Linked DNA regions of Homo sapiens: region 1 is linked to region 2. A link is a loop called in an ENCODE intact Hi-C map of the cell type or tissue named here. Cell type or tissue: A673. All regions are shown on one strand.

Region 1 (8,000 bases), 320 kb before region 2:
AATGTTATACCAAGGTTTAACCATAAGGAAATGAAAGACTGGAATTGTTTACTTTGAAGAATGAGACTGAGGAAGAAGCAGGATTCAAGGGAAAGATCTGAAGCTCAGTTTGGACATGCTAAGCTTTATATGCATTTTAAATATTCAGGTGGAGCTGCTAAGTAGGCAGTTTGACACATGAGTTGTAGTTCAGGGGAGAGATCCAGGCTAGAGATAAAAATGTGGGATCTATCAGTACGTAGATGATATTTGAAGTCACAGGACTGAATGAGGCTGCCCAGGGAGCAAGTACATACAAGAGAAAAGTGCAAGGAATGAGCTTCAGGAACTCCAACATTTAGAGGTCAGTATATGGGCAACCAGAAAGGGAGACTGAGGGGGAATTATTCAAATTAGATTAAGTGAAAAAAGCCAGGCACAGAAAGACAAATATTGCATGTTCTCACTCATATGTGAGAGCTGTAAAATGTTGATCTCATAGAGGTGGAGAGTGGAATGATAGTTACCAGAGGCTGGGTGGGGGTAGGAGGATGCCGAGAGATTTGTTAACGGGTACAAACATATGGTTAGATAGAAGGAATAAGTTCTAGAGTTTGGCAGCACAGTAGGGTGAATATAGTTAACACCAATGTGCTGTATATTTCCAAATAGCTAGAAGAGAAGATTTGAAACGTTCTGGACAAAAATAAATGATAAATATTTGAGGTGATGCATATCCTAAATACCCTGATTTGATCATTACACATTGTATGCATGTATCAAAGTATGACATGTACCACACAAATATGTACAATTATCATGTATTAATAAAAAAGTAAAAAAAGTAATTAGCATGAACCTAAAAAAAAGAATAGAAAGAAAACAAGGAGAGGGTAGATTCTAGCAGTCAAATGAAGGAGGCACTTCTAGGTAAAGGGAGTAATCAATTCAATCATGTGCTGCTGAGAATTGACCCTGGGACTTAACAACATGGAGGCCATTTGTGGTCTTGACAAAAGCAATTCCAATGGGATATTGGGTCACAGCCAGATTGGGAAAGTCTAAGTGAGACTTAGAGGAAAGGAAGTGGACACAGTGAGATTAGATAAGACTTTTGAGGACTTTTCAGTAAACGGGAGCAGGAAATAGGATTGAAATTGGAAGGGTATGTGGAGTCACGGGAGGGTGATTTTTAAAATGGGAGAAATAATAGCACTTGTGTGTGTGTGTTTATGTGCTTATAGGAATGGCCTAGTACAGGGTTTCTCAATTTGGGACTGACATTTTAGGCAGAATAATTCTTTGTTAAGAAGGGCCATCCTCTGCATTGTAAGATGTTTAGAAAGCTTCTTAGCATTCTGTCCACTAGAGGCCAGTAGTGCGCCCTGCTTCTTTCCTGGGTTGTGATAACCACAAGAGTCTCCAGAAATTGCCAAATGTCTCTTGTGGAAGGGGGATGGCAAAATTATTCCTGATCTAGTAATAAATAAATAAATAAATAAATAAATAAAATAAAAAATATTGGTGATGCAGAATATAGAATGGAAGAATTGCTGGGGGAAATTTCTTTGAGTTGATGGGAAGGGATGGAATCTACTGCATAATAAGAATGGGTCTGCTAGATCACAGACTGCATCCACATTAACAGAGAAAGCAGAGGTGTGAGCACTGATGTAGCTAGGAGTTAGATGGGGGTGATGGGAACATATGGAAATTCCCCTCTAGTTGCCTGTGTTTTCTCGGTAAAATAAGCAAAGTAAGCAGCTGGAAAACAAGCACTGAAAAGAAGGTAAGTCACCATAGCATTTGCAGGAAAAAACAAAAAAATCAAAAGGAGGTATTGAAAGTTTTAGGAGACAGGAGATCTCATGGAGGTCATCTCAGAGAATGAAACATAAAATGGACTGGAGAAATACGTTGTAATTGCTAAGCAGCTTTACTATTCAGCAGTAAAGACATTAAGCGTAGAGTAAGACTAATTAACATTGGTATGTATTTTTCTCCAGTCCTACTCCAGGTCTTGGTCCAGGTACTGAGTAAGCAGAGAGTTGGATACAAGCAGAACTGCAGATTTGCCAAGAGAGTACCATGAAGTGAAGGGAGCAAGGGAGTCCAGGGGATATGCAAGAGAGTGATTATAATGATTGACCATGATATTTAAGCTGGATATAGAAGAATTTGTGTAGGGGATGGAAGATTGTGAAAAGGAATGTGGTAAGATCATCAGTGGCATATAGGTCCCTGTGGGATTGGAAGATTGTTGGAGTTGATATTAAAAAAGTGAGCTGGAAATATAGAAAGTCAGAGGGTGGGATCCCTGAAATTGAAATTATGGAGAGACACATTTATTGGTAGGGACAAGGTCTAGGGTATGAACATGGTAGTGAGTTTCAGGGCAGGGTCACAAAAGCAGATACACAGAGACATAAGGTATCCAATTCTGGGGGCTGAGGAGTTACAGCAAGACCTTACTGCAGTAACTAACATAAAAGGTCACCAACTTCCACTCTACCTTAGATGATCAGCCAAACTATTTATGGGAACATCATCCCCCTTGCTAGTGAGTGATTTAGGGATGGCCAAGTGGACAAGGGAAAGTATTGTGGGGAGCTTCTGGAAAATACTTCCTTATTCTACAGAAAGAAGAAGTTCCTCTTCTTCCTCTGGATTTTGTGATGCTTGAAACCTCTGTAGCCATCCTGTTACCAGCCTGAAGATGAAGCTAATGGTGAAAAAGGCAGATAAAGGGAAAATACGTGGGCTCTTTTTTTCTTTTCTTTTCTTTTTGTTTTTTTTGAGACCAGGTTGTCCAGGCCGGAGTGCTGTGGCTCCATCACAACTCACTGTAGCCTCAAACTCCTGGGCTCAAGCTATCCTTCCACCTCAGCCGCCTGAGTAGCTGGGACTAGAGGTGTGTGCCACCACACTCTGTTAATAATAATAATAAAAATATATAGAGACATGGTCTTGCTATGTTGCCCACGTTGGTGACCTCCTGGCCCCAAGTGATTCTCCTCCCTCAGCCTCCCAAAGTGCTGGGATTATAGGCATGAGCTACCATGCCTGGCAGACAGGGACAGTATTTCATCCTGAAGAAATTAGAGAGCCAAGGGAAGGGTTTTGGCAGGCTAAACAAACAAAAGGTTTGTTTAGGTTTTGAGGATAAGCATTTTCAAAAGGGAAATTCTTTTTCTCTGCCTTTTCCTGTAAGTAAAATTCCTATTGATTTCAAAAATCTACTCATTCATTCAGTAACTATTTACTAAGCACTTACCATGTGCCAATGAAAGTTACAGGAACTTAGGATACAGTGATGGACAAAACAAACATTCCTGACACCATGGATCTTTTGTCCTGTTCAAGCCAGATAGTACCTTCTCCAAGATGTCTGCCTGAAGTCTCTCAATCATACTTGCTATTTCCTTCTGCTTTTATGGCGCATTGTACTATGTTAATGACATTTATTGTAGTCTGCTTCAAGTTGGAGCCATGCTTCAAATGTTAAATATCTTCCACACTACACCAGGGGGTTCTTGAGTTTAGTGTCTACGTTATTAAACTGTCTCCCAAGAGCAGAATTGGTTTGGAGCAAGTAGAAGTGGATCTTGGTTGAATGAGCAAATTATTCTGTCTACAGCCTGAAGGGGTTAGTCCTACATGGTGGAGCTTTTATTGCAGCCGCTGCCAGGCATTCATTTGGAGGAATTGGGAGCCAATCTGTCATGGGCTTAGGCGATCTGGGAGCTGTATAGAAATGACATTCTCAATGAGTGATTATTACTGATAAGTGATAACAAAGTTCATTTGTATGACTATGGGCATAATAGGAAATGAAGGTCTGGATAATTCTATTATGAAATTCAAATAGCTGTCCAGTTTAATGAATGTAAATGGCTCTTTGATGAAGACATGGAATGATGCCAGTGAAAATGGTGACTGCAAGTAAGAAAATTTTTCTTTGGTTTAAACTTCAAAGACTGAATAACTGGGTCTTATATTTGTTTCCATATTTCACAAATTATTGAAATTTAGAGGAAAGATCTCTGATTTTCTTTAAAAAAGGATTACTGTAAAAACCTAAAGCAATTGTTTCTGCTGGATGTCAAATAGTTGCTGTTGTGTTGCTGCACAACCAACAGAGGGAGCCCTTGCCATAGAACCTAATAACTTCCTTACAGAGTTTGTACATTGGTAGAAAGCCAATGGAAGAACAGAAAAAATAAAAAGAATAGAGGAGTTAAGATGTTAAACAATTTGGTTTTAAACTGTATTGTGAATCTGGAATCTCTTTTATGAAACTGGGTTTGGGGGATTACAGATATTTCAAAAGAGTGTGTACGTGTATTGGATTTTTTAAAAGCTCTTTACATACTGCCATAGTGATCATTTATCTTTAAAGCACACAATTATATTACTCTTCTGCTTAAAACTCTCCAATGGTGTCTTCATCACTCATATGACAAATCCAACCTTATGGGGTTGTAAAGATTAAAGCAGATAATATATAGCATAATGCCTGGCGCATAGCTAAATTATCAGTAAATTCTTAGCTATTATTTTTTACTACTGTGTCTTTTACTGTACTGATGGTTCAGACTCGATGCTTTCCAAATGGCCCCATTCCTACTCTGGCTTTAATCTGCTTAACTCCCTTCTTGTCCTAGAGGTTTCAGGACCTCAGAAATCTTGCCTCACTTACAGTGTGGGAGCTCTTTTGGTACATATCATATTGTAATGATTTGCTCACATGTCTCTCCGACTTGAGAGCAGAAGTCATATCTCATAAGTTGTTCTGTCTCCAGGGCCTAGTAATAGAGCAACCAACTGTCCAGGTTTGCTTGGGATTATTCCAGTTTTGTTTTGTTTTTTTGAGATGGGGTCTTGCTATGTTGCCCAGGGCTGGGCTCAAGCAGTCCTTCTGCCTCACCCTCCTGAGTAGCTGGGATTATGGGCACACACCACCAGACCCCAGGCTATTTTTTGTTTTTTAGTTTTGTTTTTTGGAAAAAAGGCAAACACATTTATTCTTTTTTTTTTTTTTTGTAGAGACGAGGTTTTTCTATGTTGCTCAGGCTTGTCTCGGACTCAGCTCAAGTGATCCACCTGCCTTGACCTCCCAAAGTGCTGGGATTACAGGCATAAGCCACTGTGCCCAGCTCATACAAATTTATTAACATGTACACAGGGAGAACCATAGAGTGATTACCCTGACTGTTCCAGTTTTAGCATTGAAAATCTCATGTCCCTGGAACTCCTCAGTTCCAGGCAAACCAGGACAACTGGTCACCCTACCACAGATTCTGATACATAATAATAGTTCAATCAATAAATTTGTTTACCTAAGCAAATTATCTTTGATGAGTCAGTTTTGCTTCCTGGGCTTAAGTCTGTCCAACTATAACCAAAAATTTTAAACAAGATAATGTCTAAGGCCTATTTCAACTCTGATATTTTATTTTATTTATTAATTATTATTATTATTATTTCTTAGGGAGATATTCTCACTCTGTCACCTAGGCTGGAGTGCAGAGCTGTGATTATAGCTCACTGCAACTTCAGTCTCCTGGGCTCAAGTGATCCTCCCGCTTCAGCCTCCTGAGTAGCTAGGACTATAGGTGCAGTAACACCACGTTTGGCTAATTTTTTAAAAAAATTATTTTTTATATTTTGAGACAAAGTCTTGCTCTGTCACCCAGGTTGGGGTGCAGTGGCATGATCTCGGCTCACTGCAACCCCTGCCTCCTGGGTTCAAGCGATTCTCCTGCCTCAGCCCCCTGAGTAGCTAGGATTACAGGCACCTACCACCACACTGCCTGGCTCATTTTTGTATTTTTGGTAGAGACGAGGTTTCACCACGTTGGCCAGGCTAGTCTCAAACTCCTGACTGCAAGCATGAGCCACTGCACCCAGTCCCCTTTCTTTTTAAAGACAAGATCTCACTCTGTCACCCAACTGGAGTTCAGTGGCAGGATCATAGCTCACTTCAGCCTTGAACTCCTGGCCTCAAGTGATCCTCCTGCCTTGGCCTCCCAAAGTGCTGGGATTACAGGCATGAACCACCACACCTGGCCTTTTAATTATTTTTACAGATGGGGTCTTGCTCCATTGCCTAGGCTGGTCTTGAACTCCTGGGCTCAAGCAATCTTCCTGCCCTGGCCTCCCAAAGTGCTAGGATTACAGGTCTGAGCCACCACATCCAGCCCAACTCTGATGTTTTATAACTGGATGTCACATTTATTGCCTGCCTTCACTCATCATTTTACTTTATACTCAGGAAATCTTAAATAGTCACCATTCTAATTTTTTTTAAAAAGCACTGCTGAAAATAGTCATGATACATAAGTAAAAAGTAAGATATAAATCTTATATATGCCATAATCCCAATTTTGTAAATATGTATATTTTTATGTTTAAGAGAAGAAAAGTGAATGCAATTGTGAACTTTTAAGTTATGGATAGTTTTTCCCACTTTCTGCATTTTCAAAACTCTCTACAATGATTGCATGATTTTATAGGCAGTCAGCAAGAGATACAAAACACTAATCTTTATGCTGATGTGGCAGTGGGTATACTTCATTTATTTATTTATTTTTTGAGACAGAGTCTCACTTTGTCATGCAGGCTGGAGTACAGTGGTGGGATCTTGGCTCACTGCAACCTCTGCCTCCCAAGTTCAAGTGATTCTCTTCCCTCAGCCTCCCAAGTAGCTGGGATTACAGGCACACACCACCATGCCTGGCTAATTTTTGTATTTGTATTTTAATTAATTAATTAATTAATTAATTTTGAGACAGAGTCTCACTCTGTTGCCTAGGCTGGAGTGCAGTGGCACGATCTTGGCTCACTGAAACCTCCACCTCCCGGGTTCAAGCGATTATCCTGCCTTAGCCTCCCGAATATCTGGGATTACAGGCATGCACCACCACACCCGGCTAATGTTTTTATATTTTTGGTACAGATGAGGTTTCACCATATTGGCTAGGCTGGTCTCGAGCTCCAGACCTGAAGTGATCCACCCGCCTCTGCCTCCCAAAGTGCTGGGATTACGGGCGTTAACCACCACACCCGGCCTTATTTTATTTTATGTTTTTGAGATAAAGTCTTGCTCTGTCACCCAGGCTGGAGTGCAGTGGTGTGATCTCAGTTCACTGCAACCTCCACCTCCTGGGTTCAAGTGATTCTCCTGCCTCAGCCTCTTGAGTAGACTACAGGCATGCTCCACCATGCCCGGCTGATTTTTGTATTTTTAGTAGAGAGCAGTTTTTGCCATGTTGGCCAGGCTGCTCTTGAACTCCTGACCTCAAGTAAGCTGTCCGCCTCAGCCTCCCAAAGTGCTGGGATTACAGGTGTGAGCCACCATGCCCGGCCAGCAGTGGGTATATTTTAAATAATTATTTTTCAGAAAATTATTATCTTTGCATGAAGTTGTTAACAAAAGTTAAGTCACTTGGCTGGGTGCTGTGACTCACGCCTGTAATCTCAATGCTTTGGGAGGCCGAAGCAGGAGGATTGCTTGAGCCCAGGAGTTTGAGACCAGCTTGGGCAAAATGGTGAGACCCTGTCTCAAAAAAGAAAAAAAAAAAAGAAAGAAAGAAAGAAAATGAAAAAATAAGTTAAGTAACTGACTGTATGTTTCCTTCAGTACAATGGTATTCAAACTTTTTTTTTTTTTTTTTGAGATGGAGTCTTGCTCTGTCACCCAGGCTGGAGTGCAGTGGCACAATCTCGGCTCACTGCAAGCTCCGCCTCCCGCGTTCACGCCATTCCCTTGCCTCAGCCTCCTGAGCAGCTGCGACTACAGGTGCCTGCCACCATGCCTGGCTAATGTTTTGTATTTTCAGTAGATACGGGGTTTCACCGTATTAGCCAGGATGGTCTCGATCTCCTAACCTCGTGATCCACCCACTTCAGCCTCCCAAAGTGCCAGGATTACAGGCGTGAGCCACCGCGCTGGCCTCAAACTTTAATGTAGGTCTGGAGGGGCCTGAAATTCTGCATTTCCAACAAACTTCCAGATGATG
Region 2 (8,000 bases):
GTTATATATTGTTTTGAAGGAAAGCTAATTGGTACTACAGAAGCTTTTGTGAGCTGGCAAGCTCAGATTGGCAAGTGATAGTGGTAGGTAAAACCAGTCTTAGAGCAACAACAGGTTGTTTCAGCAGCTGCTAGGTGAAAATGTTCTTAGGGTTATAGAAGGCCATTTCAGCAACTGGGCTTGTGGAAAATAATTCTTGCAGCAAGTACTATGTGCTCTGAGAGCTTTTTCCCTCTGGCTCCTTGTCTCTGATTTAGTTGGGTATCACAAGAATTTATATAATTAACTTTCACAACAGCCGTTTCTGTTAGTCAGCAGTAAACTGAAGGGAGAAAACACTAATTAGAATGAGGAAGCATTTCTTCCTGGCCAGGAGGGTACTTAGAAAACAAAGAACTGTTACATGTTGGTATAAAAAAGGAATAATGTAACTAGTGGAACATACATATATTACATATGTAATATAAATATTTATTATAAACATCACATATTTATACCTATATTAGGGTTAGGTGTAGGTAGCTCTAACCCTAATGTATATTTACATGTATTTTTAATACATAATATATGATATTTTTACCTAATGTTCTTTTCTGTTCCAGGATGCCATCTAAGATACCACATTAGATTTAGTTACTATACTTCCTTAGGCTCCTCCTTCTGTGTTAGTTTCACAGCCATTCCTTGTTTTTGATGGCTGACAGTTTTCAAGAATACTGTTCAAGTATTTTGTAAAGTGTACATCAGTAGGGATTTGTCTAATCTTTTTCTCATGATTAAACTGGAACTATGGGACTTGGGAAGGAAGACCACAGAGGTAAAGTACCATTTTCATCACATTATATTTTAACATGACTTAGCATTGTTGATATTGACCTTGATCACCTGACTGAGCGTTGTTAGGTTTCTCCACTGTAAAGGTACTCTTTCTCCCCACTACCTGTGCTGTCGCCCTTGGGAAGGAAGTTACTATGTGCATCCCATACTTTAGGAATAGGAAATTATACTCAACCTCCTTGAGGGTGGAGTAGCTACATAAATTATTTGAAATTCTTTTACATAAGGAATTTGTCTCTTCCCTGTTTATTTATTTATTAAATCATTTATTTATATCTATCTGGACTCATGGATATTTATTTTATAATTTAGGTTGTAATTCAATACTACTTCACTTTGTTGAAATGTTTTAGCTTTTGGCTGGGTGCGGTGGCTCATGCCTGTAATCCCAGCACTTTGGGAGGCCGAGGTGGGCGGACCACCTGAGGTCAGGAGTTCAAGACCAGCCTGGCCAACATGGCAAAACCCCATCTCTACTAAAAATACAAACATTAGCCAGGTGTGGTGGTGCTCCTGTAATCCCAGCTACTCAGGAGGCCGAGGTAGGAGAATCACTTGAACCTGGGAGGCGGAGGTTGCTGTGAGCTGAGATTGCGCCACTGCACTCCAGCCTGGGTGACAGAGTGAGACTCCATCTCAAAACAAAACAAAACAAAAAAACAAATGTTTTAGCTTTGGCCATTGGGAGTTCAGTTAGCTTTATATCCCTTTGACGTATTCGTTTGTCGTATCCCCATCATTAGTGTACGTGTGTATGTATGTGTGGTGTTTACATTTGAACACTTACTTGCATTCTGGCACTACAAGGTGTTCCAGGTTCGTCTTGTATATTGCCTTCCTAATATCAGTCCTAGAATTAGCCATTTCTACAAGGAACACTGGTTCCTTTTATTGAACAGTGGTATTAGAAAATAAGATCTGGGTACTAGGTATTCTTGATTTGACCTACTTTTACTTTCCAGAACGTACCTTAATTTCATACATCTGTGTCTTTGGCCATAATGTTTTCTCTGTATGGAATGTTCTCCACCTTTTATTTGCCTGACGTACTCCATTTCATCTTGAGAAGCACGAAGCCTGCTCAAGTACTGTGTCCTCTGGAATGCATACCTTTATTTTCTGTAGGTCATTTACTGTCTCTTTTTAGTCGTTTTACACATTTTACATACTATTATAGCACATATCCTACTATAGTATTGTTTACATGCTTTTGTCCTCTTAGACAGTGAGCTGCTTCAGGGCAATAGTTGGAGCATTCTTATTTGTTAAAACACAAAAACACACATACGAAATTAAACCAGTTGTCTTTTTGAGGAAAAGGATGGTAGTGATAGTTAAAGGAGGATTTGAATGACTGGTTTTATCAAAACTAGAGTCTGGGGAGTTGGGGAGGTATTGGTCAAAGGATACAAAATTTCAGTTAGGGGGGTAAGTTCATGAGCTGTATTGTATAACATGATGACAGTACTTAATAAGAATGTATGTATTAGAGGCTGGGTGCAGTGGCCCACACCTGTAATCCCAGCACTTTGGAAGGCCGAGGGGGGTGGATCACAAGATCAGGAGTTCGAGACCAGCCTGACCAACATGGTGAAATCCCGTCTCTATTAAAAATACAAAAATTAGTTGGGCATGGTGGCAAGTGCCTGTAATCTCAGCTGCTTGGGAGGCTGAGACAGGAGAATTGCTTGAACCTGGGAGAGGGAGGTTGCAGTGAGCTGAGACTGTGCCACTGCACTCCAGCCTGGGCAACAGAGTAAGACCCTGTCTCAGAAAAAAAAGAAAAAAAGAATATATGTATCATATTTTTGAAAGTTGGGTAGAGAGTTGATTGTAGGTGTTCTCACCAAAAAAATGCTAAAATATGTAGGGTAATACATATGTTAGCCCCATTTAGCCATTCTACAATGTATACATATTTCAAAACATTATATTGTACGTGATAAATATATTCAATTTTTGTTAATTAAAATATATAAATAAAACAACAAACCCCCAAAATCTACAGTCTGAAAATAAATAAAATGAAATAAATAAGAAATAAATGAGTATAGGGACAGCTGGAAACCATTACTTTTGTAACAAAACAATAGATTCAGATTGGTATGATTTATAGAATACTTTGAAAAACAAAAAAATTCAGTATTCTTTAATATGAATTCATATATAATGTAAAAATATAAAAAACATGGTGGTATAACTTTCTCACACTTCTGGGAAGGGAAGAAGGAAAAGAAATGAGATACCAACTTGGGCAACATGGCAAAACCCTGTCTCTACAAAAACAGAAAACGAAAAACAAAGATTAGCTGGGCATGGTGGTCCATGGCTGTAGTCTCAGCTACATTACAGGCTGAGACAGGAGAACTGCTTGAGCTCGGGAGGTTGAGGCTGCAGTGACCTGTGACTGCACCACTGCACTCCAGCCCAGGTGACAGAGTGAGACCCTGTCTCCAAAAAAAAAAAAAAAAAAAAAAAAAAAAGAAAGAAAAGAAAATAAGATGGAGAAGGGATGGAGACTTAAATCATCTATAAACATTTCTGACTTTTTTAGAAAGTGGGTTTGAAATATATAGGGCAGTTGGCTGTGCATGGTGGCTAATGCCAGTAATCCTTGTGCATTGGGAGACTGAGGCAGGTGGATTGTATGAGACCAGTACCTCAAGACCAGCCTAGGTAATAGTGAGACTCCATTTCTACGAAAAGTAAAGAAATTAGCTGGGTTTGGTGGTGCTCGCCTGTAGTCCTAGCTACTTGGGAGCTGAGGTGGGAGGATCACTTGAGTTTAGGAGTTCAGTATTATAGTGAGCTGTGATCACACTACTATACTCTAGGCTAGGTGACAGAGTGAGACTCTGTCTCAAAACAATAAATTAAAAACATATAGCAAATATTAAAATTATGAAGTGTTGATGGAGGGTATACCAGGGTATGGGATGGTTTTATTTTTATGTTTAAGAAATTAGTTTTAAGACAGAATGAAGAAAATAATAAACAATAGACTTTCAAATGGTCTGGTAGACTGAAGACCCTCTTTAATACTAAATAAAATCAGCCAGTAGAATAAAGTATTAACAACAAAAATACTAAATATGGTCAAGCTAGAAAGCAAAAATAGACAATTGTCAGGTACTAGAACCAAAAAGGGAAATCAGTGTCATTGCAATGGTTTTATCAGAACCTCCCAGACTAAGCCCCAAATTTTGGGTCTCACATACCCTGCATCATTTCTACAGTTGCTTTCAGCAACTGGCCCTCTCAACTGGATGTAGATACTAGGGGCTGAAGACTGGTCTTATGCCTGGAGATGAGATATAAGACCTCTGTTCTCTAGCAATGATGCAGGGTATGCGAGACCCAAGATTTGCTTAGCCTGGGAGGTTTCTTGGCTTTGCACAGAAAAGAATTCAAGAATGAGTCAGCAGTGAAACACAGCAACTTTATTAAACTCACACTGCCACCTTGCGGAGCAGGGCTAACCTATAGGCAGTGTGCCGAGAGCCCTTGTGGGCTGTTGGTTAATAATTTACACCCACTTTTAATTACATGCAAATTAAGGCACAGGTTTTTCAGAAATCCCTAGAAAAGGAGTGGTAACTTCTGAGTTGTGGCATTTGTAAAGTATCATGGTGTTGGTCGGAGTATCTTATGCTAATGAACAATGAGTGTCACTAGAGGTTGCTTTTGGCGCCATCTGCAGGTTCTGGCCATTTTCTTAAGTTTGTCTTGCCCAGATGGGGAAGTAAGTCCTGCTGGTGTCTTGTCATACAAGGAAGGAGCTATAAAAGCCTGGCGTGTACATTTCAAATAATGTCTAGTAAAATTTTCGTGAAGATTCAGGGAAGCAGTAAAAAAGGTGACCATTTACCCAGGGCCATAGGGGAAAAAGGCATCGTTAGCCTCAAAAAGTGAGAACTATTTTAGGCTCAGTTCCCGACCAATGCGGTAAAGTAGATATCTGAATAAAGTGAGTCACTAATTTTTTGGTTTCCCAGTGCATATAAGTTATATTTACACTATTATGTAGCCCATTAAGTGTGCAGTAGCATTATGTCTTAAAAAGAAAAGCATGTACCTTAATTTTAAAACACTTTATTGTTAAAAAAAATGCTAATTATCACCTGAGCCTTCAGCAAGTATTAATCTTTTTGCTGGTGAAGGGTCTTGCCTCAACGTTGATAGGTGCTGACTGATCAGGATAGTGGTTGCTGAAAGTTGGGGTGGCTCTAGCAATTTCTTAAAATAAGACAACAATTACATTTGCTGCATTGGTTGGCCTTCTTTCATGAGAGGTTTCTGTGTAGCATGCAGTGCTGTTTGATAGCAATTTTTTTTTTTTTTCCAGACGGAGTTTCGCTGTTGTTGCCCAGGCTGGAGTGCAGTGGCGCAATCTCGGCTCACTGCAACTCCGCCTCCCAGGTTCAAGCGATTCTCCTGCCTCAGCCTCCTGAGTAGCTGGGATTACAGGCACCCACCACCACACCCAGCTACTTTTTTTTGTATTTTTAGTAGAGATAGGGTTTCACCATGTTGGGCAGCCTGGTCTCGAACTCCTGACCTCAGGTGTTCTGCCTGCCTCGGCCTCCCAAAGTGCTGGGATTATAGGCATGAGCCACCGCGCCCAGCCTGTTTGATAGCATTTTACACAAACTAGAGCTTCTTTCAAAATTGGAGTCAATCCTCTCAAACCCTACTGCTGCTTTATCAGTTAAGGTTATGTCATAGTCTAAATCCTTTGTTTACATTTCAACAGTGTTCACAGCATCTACATCAGGAGTAGATTTTCATCTCAAGAAACCACTTTTTTTGCTCATCCATAAGAAGCAACTTCGTATCTATTCAGGTTTTATCATAAGATTGCAGCAATTCATGCATATCTTCACACTCCACTTCTAATTCTAGTTATCTTGCTGTCTTCACCATATCTGCAGTTCCTCTGCTGAAGTCTTGAATCCCTCAAAATTATCCATAAGGGTGAGAATCAACTTCTCCCAAACTCTTGTTGATGTTGATATTTTGACCTCTTCCCATGAATTATGAATGGCATCTAGAATGGTGAATCCTTTCCAGAAAGTTTTCAGTGTACTTTGCCCAGATCCATAAGAGGAATCACTATCTACAGCAGCTATTATAGCTTTATGAAATGTATTTTCTTTTTCTTTTTTTTTTTTTTTTTTGAGATGGAGTCTGGCTCTGTTGCCCAGGCTGGAGTGCAGTGGCGCAATCTCGGCTCACTGCAACCTCCGCCTCCCGGGTTCATGCCATTCTCCTGCCTCAGCCTCCCGAGTAGCTGGGACTACAGGCGCCCGCCACTATGCCCGGCTAATTTTTTGTATTTTTGGTAGAGACGGGGTTTCACCGTGTTAGCCAGGATGGTCTCGATCTCCTGACCTCGTGATCCGCCCGCCTCGTTTTTCTAAATAACAAGACTTGAAATTCAAAAATAATCCTTGACCCATGAGCTACAGAATCGATGTTGTGTTAGCAGCCAGAAAAACAACTTTGATCTCTTTGTACATCTCTATCTGAGCTCTTGAGTAACCAAGTGCATTGTCAATGAATAGTAATAGTTTGAAAGGAATCTGTTTTTCTAAGCAGTAGGTCCCAGAAGCTGGGTTAAAATATTGAGTAACCCATATGGTAAAGAGATGTGCTGTCATTCAGGCTTTGTTGTTCCATTTAGAGAGCACAGGCAGAATAGATTTAGCATAATTCTGAAGAGACCTAGGATTTTCAGAATGGTCAATAAGCATTGGCTTCAGTTGAAAGTCACCATCTGCATTAGCCCCTAATGAGAAAGTCAGCCTGCCCTTTGAAGCTTTGAAGCCAGGCATTGACTTCTCTTTTGCTGTGATGATGTTTTCTTCCAATAGAAGGCTGTTTTATCCACATAGAATGTTACTACTGCTGTTTAGTGTAAGCATCTTCATCAATTAGCTAGGTCCTGAATAAAACTTACTACAGCTTCTACATCAGCACTTGCTGCTTCACCTTGCATTTTCATGTTATGGAGATGACTTCCTTCCTTGAACTTCTTGAGCCAACCTCTGCAAGCTTCAAACTTTTCTTCTGCGTGTCCTCACCTGTGTCGTAGAATGTAAGCAAGTTTGGTCCTTGCTCTGCATTAGGTTTTGGCTTAAGCAAAAGTTTCGACTGGTTTAATCTTCTATTCAGACCACTAAAACTTTCTCTATATTAGTAGTAAGGCTGTTCTGCTTTCTTATTATTTGTATATTCACTAGAGTAACACGTAATTTCCCTCAAGAACTTTTCCTTTGCATTCACAATGTGGCTATTTGGTGCAAAAAAACCTTGCTTTAAGCTTATCTCAACTTTCAACATTTCTTTCTCATTAAGCTTAATCATTTTAAGCTTTTGATTTAAAATGAGAAACATGACTTGAACACTTAGAGGCTATTGTTGGATTATTAATTGGCCTCGTTTCAATATTGTGTCTGAGAGAATAGGGACTCCCAAGGAGGAGAGAGATGGGGAACTGGCAGGTCAGCAGAGCAGTGAGGACACATACAACATTTATTGATGAAGTTCATTGTCTTGTGGGCATGGTTTGTGGCGCCTCAAAACAATTACAATAGTAACATCAAAGATCATAGATTACCATAATATATATAATAATAGTGAAAAAGTTTGAAACATTGCAAGAATTACCAAAATGTGACACAGAAACATGCAATTAGCGTGTACTATTGGAAAAATGGTTCTGATGGACTTGCTCGATGCAGGGATGCCATAAACCTCTAATTTTTTCTTTCTTTTTTATTTTTGAGATGGAGTCTTGCCCTGTCACCCAGGCGGGAGTGCAGTGGCGCAATCTCGGCTCTCTGCAACTTGTGCCTCGCGCGTTCAAGTGATTTTCTTGCCTCAGCCTTCCGAGTAGCTGGGACTACAGGCACATGCTGCCATGCTCAGCTAATTTTTTGTATTTTAGTAGAGACGGGGTTTCACTGTGTTGCCCAGGCTGGTCTTGAACTCCTGAGCTCAGTCAGTCAGTCCGCCTTGGCCTCCCAAAGTGCTAGGATTATAGGCGTGAGCCAATGTGCCCGGCCCCTTCAATTTTTTAAAAATGCAATATCTTCACGGTGCTGTAGAGTGTAATAAAATGTGTTTGCTTATACAAAATTCTGTCAAATGATTAAGATTGA

Evidence for each region. A loop is a pair of places that touch in the nucleus more often than their neighbours do. Peaks named below come from ENCODE experiments on the same cell type or tissue, not always from the same donor. Only the 100,000 strongest peaks of a DNase experiment are listed, where the experiment ranks them.
Region 1: a loop joins it to region 2, with 7 times the contacts of the local background. A loop is called at or near these places in 25 of 110 quality-filtered maps.

What each region holds. Positions count from the first base shown.
Region 1 is chr1:51,185,732-51,193,731 of GRCh38, reverse strand. No RefSeq gene overlaps it. Among named protein-coding and RNA genes, the nearest start is that of LINC01562, 45 kb to the left of the region's middle. RefSeq lists enhancers at 7,238-7,737, 7,738-8,000. In A673, CTCF peaks have their summits at 1,330 (motif pointing right) and 4,119 (motif pointing right); DNase peaks (open chromatin) are centred at 1,371 and 4,151.
Region 2 is chr1:50,870,079-50,878,078 of GRCh38, reverse strand. The region is part of intron 1 of FAF1 (Fas associated factor 1); the gene reads left to right. Among named protein-coding and RNA genes, the nearest start is that of FAF1, 86 kb to the left of the region's middle. RefSeq lists an enhancer at 4,128-4,422. In A673, a CTCF peak has its summit at 4,463; a DNase peak (open chromatin) is centred at 4,418; H3K27ac peaks cover 1,156 bases.